Regions from separate parts of the Homo sapiens genome. Here region 1 is linked to region 2. The links are chromatin contacts, found by POLR2A ChIA-PET in ENCODE. All regions are on one chromosome and are shown on one strand. The core of a region is the stretch at or near the end of the contact, and the rest is flanking DNA. Distances in the headings are between cores, read along the strand shown. Region 1 holds the start of APLP1 (amyloid beta precursor like protein 1). Region 2 holds the start of TNPO2 (transportin 2).

The links. ChIA-PET counts read pairs that join two places held with the same protein, here RNA polymerase II (POLR2A).
Region 1: POLR2A ChIA-PET joins it to region 2 with 10 read pairs in activated CD4-positive, alpha-beta T cell. The contact joins the promoter of APLP1 here to the promoter of TNPO2 in region 2. POLR2A ChIA-PET finds 5 or more read pairs at or near these places in 2 of 52 experiments (activated CD4-positive, alpha-beta T cell and activated T-cell).

What each region holds. Positions count from the first base shown.
Region 1 is chr19:35,865,898-35,869,977 of GRCh38, reverse strand. APLP1 (amyloid beta precursor like protein 1) reads right to left here and starts at 1,404. Exons shown (of 17, transcript NM_001024807.3): 1 at 1,195-1,404; 2 at 168-311. The coding sequence starts at 1,341. It overlaps LOC107985317 (a long non-coding RNA gene), which reads left to right and starts at 621. Exons shown (of 4, transcript XR_001753932.2): 1 at 621-886; 2 at 1,848-2,103; 3 at 3,385-3,491. It overlaps KIRREL2 (kirre like nephrin family adhesion molecule 2), which reads right to left. Exons shown (of 15, transcript NM_199180.4): 15 at 2,842-3,821. The coding sequence ends at 3,486. RefSeq lists silencers at 1,164-1,233, 1,324-1,583.
Region 2 is chr19:12,722,607-12,726,621 of GRCh38, reverse strand. TNPO2 (transportin 2) reads left to right here and starts at 2,690. Exons shown (of 26, transcript NM_001382241.1): 1 at 2,690-2,853; 2 at 3,257-3,373. RefSeq lists enhancers at 2,303-2,919, 2,920-3,538, 3,591-3,740, 3,539-4,015.

The sequences.
Region 1 (4,080 bases), core at 155-2,654, about 23 Mb before region 2:
TGACTTAGTATCTCAAAACAGGTCCCCTGCCCCTAGCATAGTTGCGCCTCTTTATTGGCCACGCCCCCCAGCCTCCACGCCTTAGATCGCGCAGCACCCTGGACCACGCCTTTTTCAAGTCTAGCTTTCTATGGGCGGCCCCGCCTCTCCCGTTCGGCCCCGCCCACCTGTCTGCAGTACTCCAGCACGCGCTGCGGGTCCCGGAGACAGCGTCGAGAGCGCTGTGGGTCTGGTTCCCAGCGGCCGGTGCGCAGGTCCCGGTGAAGGGTTAGGCGCCCGCATAGTCCAGCCACCTGGGCCGACCCCGGGGCCTGGATGGAAGTGGAAAGGACAGTGAGGGCTCGGGGGGCGTTGGCATGAGGGTCCCCTGGTTCTTTGCTCCCTAGGACCGAGACCCCCAGCACCAGCCCCCTCCCCCAAGCACCGCACACCGCCTCCATGGAGGCACCGTTCCCTGGGAAACAGCTCCCGTAGGGCGGGGGCGCCCCAGCGCTCCCGTTGCTATGGCGACCTGGGTCCCCCGGGATTCTTTCTGCCTTGTTGCCGCGGAGACAGACTCCGCCCCCACCCCAGCGCAGCCGCTCTGGAGCCCGAAGGGGTTAAACCTGAATCGCGGAGGAGGAGGCCAGAACCCAGGAGTTCTGGCCCCTCCTCCCTCCATCCCTTGCTCAGGCTCCCGTTGCAGGATGCAAAGCTGACAAGGCCTGGCTTCAGGGGCCTACAGTCCTGGACACCAGGTCCTTGAGGACTGGAGAGCTACATCTGGTTGGGGTGGGTGGTGACTGAAGGACTGGACTCCTGGGTCCTGGGAGGCTGCAAGGGCCTCCATATGGGTCCAGAGAATACAAGGGGTCTGGATTATTGGATCTAAATGCCTCGCTGCTTGGTGGGTCCTATGTCCAGGCGGGAGGGGGTTGGGGCCGAGTCACCTGGGTCTGGAGAGGGGGCTGGACTTCTGGGACCAGGGGCTCTGAATAGACCAGTTCCTATGCTCGAGATGGGAGGGGGCTGGGACGTCGCATGATGGGGGAGCTGGGGCCTGGAACCCTGGGTTCATAAATGTGATTGGGGGCGCCTGGGGGCTGACCACCTGGCTGGAAAGACCGCGCTTTCTGCCCTGGACATGTCCGCGCCGGCGTCCAGAGACCCGGTCCCGCCCCTTCCCCCATCCCCCAGGACCCGGCCCGGCCTCACCTCGGCCGCGCCGGGGCTCCCACCGGCCAGGCTCCCGATGGCGGGCTGCGCGCGCAGAAGCAGCAGCAATAGTGGCAGCAGCAGCGGCAGCGGCGGCTGGCCCGGGCGGCGACTTAGACCGCGAGCAGCGGGGCTGGCGGGCCCCATGTCCCGGCCCTTGCGCCCTCACGTCCCCTGCACTCCCGCCCGGCCCGGCCCCAGCGGTGACAGGAGCTCCCAGCGCCACCGCCGCCACCTCCTCCTCCCGCCGCCCCCGGGCTGCGCCGGCGCCGCCAGCCCCGCCCCGCGCCGGCCCCGCCTTCCTGGTCAGGACAATAGCGTGGCGGCTTCGCGCAGAGTGGAGCAGCTCGGGAACCCCGGGCGGGAGCCTGCGCCAGGCCCCCGCCCCTCGAGATTCCAGGCGTCCCGCCCCATGAAGGGCCCAGCCAGGAGTCCGGCTATGGGCTCCGCCCGTTGTGGATTTTGAGTCCTCCCGCAGGACTCTCACCCTCTTTAGACCCAGACACTCACAGTTTTGTCCTTTTCCAAGGATGCAAGCATCAGAGACCCCCATCCCCTAGTACATTCCTCTGTTGAGGGCTCAGGAATACAGGCCTCCAAAATGTCCCCAGTCAAGAAGGCAGCAGTTGAGACCTAGTCCCTTCCTCTTTCAGATCCAGAAGTCTGGGCACCTTCTCTCTCAGGACCAGAGACCAAGCCCCCAGCCCATTCTCCTTCAGACCCAGGAGTTCACTCTTCTTGCTCTGCTTCCCAAGGGTCCCAGGGGCCTGGACCTTTAACTCCTAGCTCAAGGATCCATGAACCAAAGCCCCCAGGACCTTTCTTTAAGGATCATCCAAGCAGGCACCAGCACCATGCCCACTGTGGATGCAGCACCTCAGGATTAGGGTCTGGATCTCCACGCTTGCTGTAAGGACCAGGGGATTGCCATTTTCCTACCCATAGTCTCCCCTTCCCTGCTCCACTTCAGGGCTCACTTGTTTGTCTCCTCTAATGAGAGTTAGAATTCAGTCTTCCCCAGGACCCCTGGGGCAGCCCTGTCACTTGTGTGCAACTGTGTGGACATCTATGCGTGTGTCTGTGCATACATGCCTATGTGTGTGTCTTTTCTGTTTGCAACTCATGTGTGTGTGTGCGTGTGTGTGTGTGTGTGTGTGTGTGTGAAGATGTATATTAAAAGAGCCCATGGCTGGGCACAGTGGCTCATGCCTGTAATCCCAGCACATTGGGAGGCCTAGGTGGGCGGATCACTTGAGGTCAGGAGTTTGAGACCAGCCTGGCCAACATGGTGAAACCCTGTCTACAAACAAATACAAAAATTAGCTGGGTGTGGTGGCATGCACCTGTAGTCCCAGCTACTTGGGAGGCTGAGGTGGAAGGATGGCTTGAGCCCAGGATGCAGAGGTAGCAGTGGGCTGAGATCATGCCACTGCACTCCAATGTGGGCCATAGAGCCAGATCTTGTCTCAAGAAAAAAAAAAAAAGAGCCTAGAGTGCTTTGCAGGTAGCAAGAGGCTGAGAGGTGGCTCACAGTTTTACTCCTACAGCCACCTCATAGGCTAGGGTAGAGGAGGGACCTTGGGACAGGTCTAAGGGACCCCTTCCTTGGTGGAGAGTGATAATGCCAGTAGACTCCCTAAGACACACTTGCCTCTTTGACTTTTTTTTATTATTAAACATAAATATTTTTATCCCAATATTTTGCCCCAACAGTGGTAATTCTCACTGTATCCCCACTCCTTGGGTCCAAGTCTTTCTGAGTCTTTAAGGAAAGTAAAATCAAGATGGTGGCCATCTTGGGTTCCTAGGGAGTATATGGCCATCTTGGCTGCATTTCCATTGGCCGAGCAAAGTTCCCCTCAGGGAGAGCCAGGGTGGGGCCTGGTATGCTCTTCATCTTCATCTATCCTATGCTACCTTTCCTCTCAATGCAGATGGTCATCTTGAAATATCTTCTTTCAGTGGCTAGAAACAACTTCCATCCCGGCCCCAAACTCCCAACACCCACTGCCCTGTCCCCATCTCTCCTCAAAGGGCCTACCTGCCATCTTGAATCTCTTTTACACCGGGGAATAGGTGGGCATATTGGGTGGCCATGTTGCTCCCACTTGGGGCATCTCCTTTGGCTGAGCTGACTGTATACAAATGCTCCTGACAAATGTAATGATCTTTCCCTCCCCTTGTGTTCAGTTTTGGAGGAGTAAGGTCGCCAACTTGTCCTGGCTCCTCAGAAATCAGAACAATCCATTATGGCAAGTTGGAGATCCCAGGACTCTTCCATTGGAAAGATGTCACACGTGAGTCTGGAGACGCGGGTGGCTAGGTGTGGGGAAGGCAGCATATGGGAAGGGGGGAGTCCCGGGGGCCAGATCTGGGGGCCCAAAGGATGTGGGTTTGATGTAGCTGGTGAAAGCTCGAGGGTGGGGTGTGGTGAGATAGCCTGCCCTGGCTCTGTAAAGTCTGCAGGGGGGGACCATGCCCAGGTGTGGGTTGAAGTCATAGAAGGTAGGGGTCCCTGGGGGCCCAAGGGGGGAGGGTGGTGGCAGGAAGAGACCTCCTCCAGGGGCTTCGCCAAGGCTCAGGCTCACACTGACTCCTCGGACCTTGTAGTAACCGTTGGTTGGGTCCTGAGGGGACAAATGGGACTCAGTAAAGTCTGTGAGCGTGCAGGGGGGATGAGGGTCACTGATGGAGAGACACACTGAAATAGACCAGACCTTGAGAGAGACAAAAAGAGACAGGAGTGGGCAGAGACACAGAGACACACATGGACTGGGAGAGAGAGAAAGTGAGACAGAGGAACAGTGATAAGAGGCAAATGGATAGGACATAGGCAGAGAAAGGTAGAGACGGAGGGATATAGGCCTGCTGAGGGGTGTCGGTGTG
Region 2 (4,015 bases), core at 1,441-3,940:
TTGAACTCGGGGGACAGTGTGATGAGAGGCTTGGGAAGGGAGGCTGCTGTAAATTGAGAACACGTTTGTCTCACATTTCAGATTCGCGGTTGGACACCAATTCTTTTTTTTTTTTTTTTGAGACAGAGTCTCGCTCTGTCGCCTAGGCTGGAGTGCAGTGGCGCGATCTTGGCTCACTGCAAGCTGCGCCTCCTGGGTTCACGCCATTCTCCTGCCTCAGCCTTCCGAGTAGCTGGGACTACAGGCGGTCGCCACCACGCCTGGCTATTTTTTTTTGTATTTTTAGTAGAGACAGGGTTTCACCGTGTTAGCCAGGATGGTCTTGATCTCCTGACCTTGTGATCTGCCCGCCTCGGCCTCCCAAAATGCTGGGATTACAGGCATGAACGTGAGCCACCGCGCCCGGCTGGTTGGACACCAATTCTGTGAGTTTCTTTTGGCACAGAGAGCTTCTAATTGAACTAGGGTAAGTTTGCCAGGCATAGGGCTGTTGTGAGATTTGCATGAGATAACATTTGGCCTTTTTTTTTTTTTTTTTTTTTTTTGAGACAGAGTCTCGCTCTGTCGCCCAGGCTGGAGTGAAGTGGTGTGATCTTGGCTCACTGCAACCTCCGCCTCCCGTGTTCAAGCGATTCTCCTGCCTCAGCCTCCTGAGTAGCTGGGATTATAAGCGCAGGCCACCACTCCTGGCTAATTTTTTTGTATTTTTAGTAGAGACAGGGTTTCACTGTGTTAGCCAGAAGATGGTCTCAATCTCCTGACCTCGTGATCTGCCCTCGGCCTCCCAAAGTGCTGAGATTACAGGCATGAGCCACCACATCCGGTATTAATGAGATAACATTTGGAAACCACTTGACATGCAGTAGGTGCTTAAGAAATAGGAAAAAAGGCCAGGCATGGTGGCTCATGCCTGTAATACCAGCACTTGGGGAGGCCAAGGCAGGTGGATCACCTGAGGTCGGGAATTCGAGACCAGCCTGACCAACATGGAGAAACCCGGTCTCTACTAAAAATACAAAATTAGCAGGGCGTGGTAGCACATGCCTGTAATCCCAGCTACTCGCGAGGCTGAGGCAGGAGAATCACTTGAACCCGGGAGGCAGAGGTTGTGGTGAGCCGAAATTGCACCATTGCACTCCAGCCTGGGCAACAAGAGCAAAACTCCACCTCAAAATAAAAAAAAAAAAAAAAAAGGAAAAAAGGCCAGGCACGGTGGCTCACACCTGTAATCCCAGCACTTTTTGGGAGGCCAAGGCGGGCAGATCACAAGGTCAGGAGTTCAAGATCAGCCTCGCCAATATGGTGAAACCCTGTTTCTACTAAAAATACAAAAATTAGCTGGGTGTGGTGGCGGGTGCCTGTAGTCCCAGGTACTCGGGAGGCTGAGGCAGAATAGCTTGAATCCCGGAGGCGGAGGTTGCAATGAGCTGAGATCCCACCATTGCACTCCAGCCTGGGCGACAGGGCAAGACAGTGTCTCAAAAAAAAAAAAAAAAAAAAAAAAAAAAAAAAAAAAAGAAAGAAAGAAAGAAATAGGAAAACTGGGCCGGGCACAGTAATCCCAGCACTTTGGGAGGTCGAGGCAGGTGGATCACCTGAGGTCAGGAGTTCAAGACCAGCCTGGCCAACATGGCAAAACCCCATCTCTATTAAAAATGCAAAAAATTAGCCTGGCGTGGTGGCAGGCGCCTGTAATTCCAGCTACTCGGAAGGCTGAGGCAGGAGAATCGCTTGAATCCGGGGGCGGAGGTTGCAGTGAGCCGAGATTGAGCCATTGCACTTCAGCCGGGACAATGAGAGCAAGACACCATCTCAAAAAACAAAAAAACAAAAAAAGCCAGGCGCGGTGGCTCACGCCTGTAATCCCAACACTTTGGGAGGCCAAGGCAGGCAGATCATGAGGTCAAGAAATCAAGACCATCCTGGTCAACATTGTGAAACCCCATCTCTATTAAAAAAAATTAGCCGGGCGTGGTGGCGCATGCCTGTAATCCCAGCTACTCGGGAGGCTGAGGCAGGAGAATCGCTTGAACCCGGGAGGCGGAGGTTACAATGAGCTGAGATCGCGCCACTGCACTTCAGCCTTGTAACAGAGCGAGACTCCGTCTCAAAAACAAAACAAAACAAAACAAAGAAATAGAAAAACAAAAACAACAAAACAACAAAAACCCAAAACCTTGTCCTGATTCAACACTCAAATTCACCAGCTGGAGAGGAAGAAAAAATTCCGTGACCACACAAGGGCCAACAATGTGGACCACACATGCAGCAGGGGCTACTTTGTTCTGCCCCAAGGCTTGCGGAGGGCCGCTGAAAATTTGCCATATTATATGAAGGGGGTGAACCTTAACAAATTGTCTCCTGCATCCCAAACTCGCTCCCCATCTGATCTTTATCTGGGGCAGCCCCCAAATTTGACCAGAAAGCTCTTATCGTTCACACTCGCTCCAGGAACCCCCAAATCCAGCCCCAGCTCCCCAGTCTCACTCTTCTGCTCCCCATGCACCTCGGTTGGTCTAGAGACCCTCCTGCCAATTTGAGTCTCAGCCAAAACCCCAAAGCGCGGCGACCCTGGCGCATGGCAGGACGGGATTTGTAGTTCCAGGGCTTATCGGAGGGTGGGGGAGAGGGAGGCCTTTACGCATGCCTTGGTGGCGGCTTTCTGCACGTGTTTCTCAGCCCAGGTTTCAGTCCAGCGGAACTGGCTACCTCGGAATCCCAACTGCTCCTTTAGGGTGTCTTCCGCGATTCTCCGAGTGGAGTTAGGCGCCTGCCGACACTTCCCTAACCTTGGAGGCCCGGGACTTGATTTTCATGAATGAACGGAGCCGGGACTGACTTTGCCTACGGCAAGTGGGTTGAGATAGCTGTTCCCCTCCTTCAGGCAGGGGCAAAAATTGACCTCTGCCTCTCTCGAGGGTCAAAAAGTTCCTCAGGGCAGGGTGGGTTGTTCTTTGGGATTAGAGCTGGTGAATTCATTAAATATCGGCTTAGGGAGGGGCTGAATACAGTAAAAGAACAGCCTTGAGCCTTGGAGGGTAAAGCCACGTTTTTAAGGAACAATTCAGAGCTGGCCAGGTCATGCTTAACTTGGATGATCTCTAATCGCGCGAACTGCTCTTATACCCATTTGACAAGTGGGGAAACTGAGGCTTCAAGTGGCAGGAGGTCTCCCACTTTGTTATCGGCAGGGCAGGGAGGGGAAACCAAGACGCTACAGGGTCTCCAGCTTTTTACCATCTGCTCCTCTCTCAAGAGAAGGAAAAACGGTGCCCTACTGTCTTCAGACGTCGCAAGGATCAAGAAGATTTCTTTCTTCATGACCCTGCCCTTGCCAGAATTTCCTGCGCTGTTCCACCTCATTCAACTTCAGGTAGGGAAAGGGATTAGGCGTGGTTCAAAGTTTATTTTATTAGTTCATTTCGTTTTATTCAAAAATTTATATCCTTGTGGCTTTTTCATCTCCTTGTAAAAACTATCAAACAGTACTGGAAAATAATGCAAAAAGTGGCAGAGGCTTCTGTAGGAACCCGGCTTGTCTCAGGCACTTACTTTGTCCTGCTTTCTTTCCTTTGTCTCTGGGGTATAAAGAGCACGCTCAGCTCTTTCCTTGCGCACACACAGCGTACTCCTCCCAAGTACCTCTGGATGGGGGAAGGGAGGCACATTTCAATTTTTAGTGGAGGAAGGTGACAAGGAGGGTGCTGGCTCTGGCCGAGGGGTTCCTGGATCCATCACACACAAAGTCCCCACGCGCTACCAAACTCCTGGCTCCAGCTAAAGAGCTTGCGGTCAGGTCAGTGAAAGATGCTGGGAAAACGAGACACTGGGAGGACCGGCTGGCTAGAGAGGCCAAAGAAACGGCAACTCTTTGGTCACGTGACCGGACCTTGTCTCAGCCCGGGTTTCCCAAGTGCCAGGGCACGTGTGAAGGTTGAACCTTCCGATTGGCTCGGCGGGACCAGTTTGAACGGAGTACGGGAGCCGCGGCGGCTCACCTACGGCCGCGTTTTTC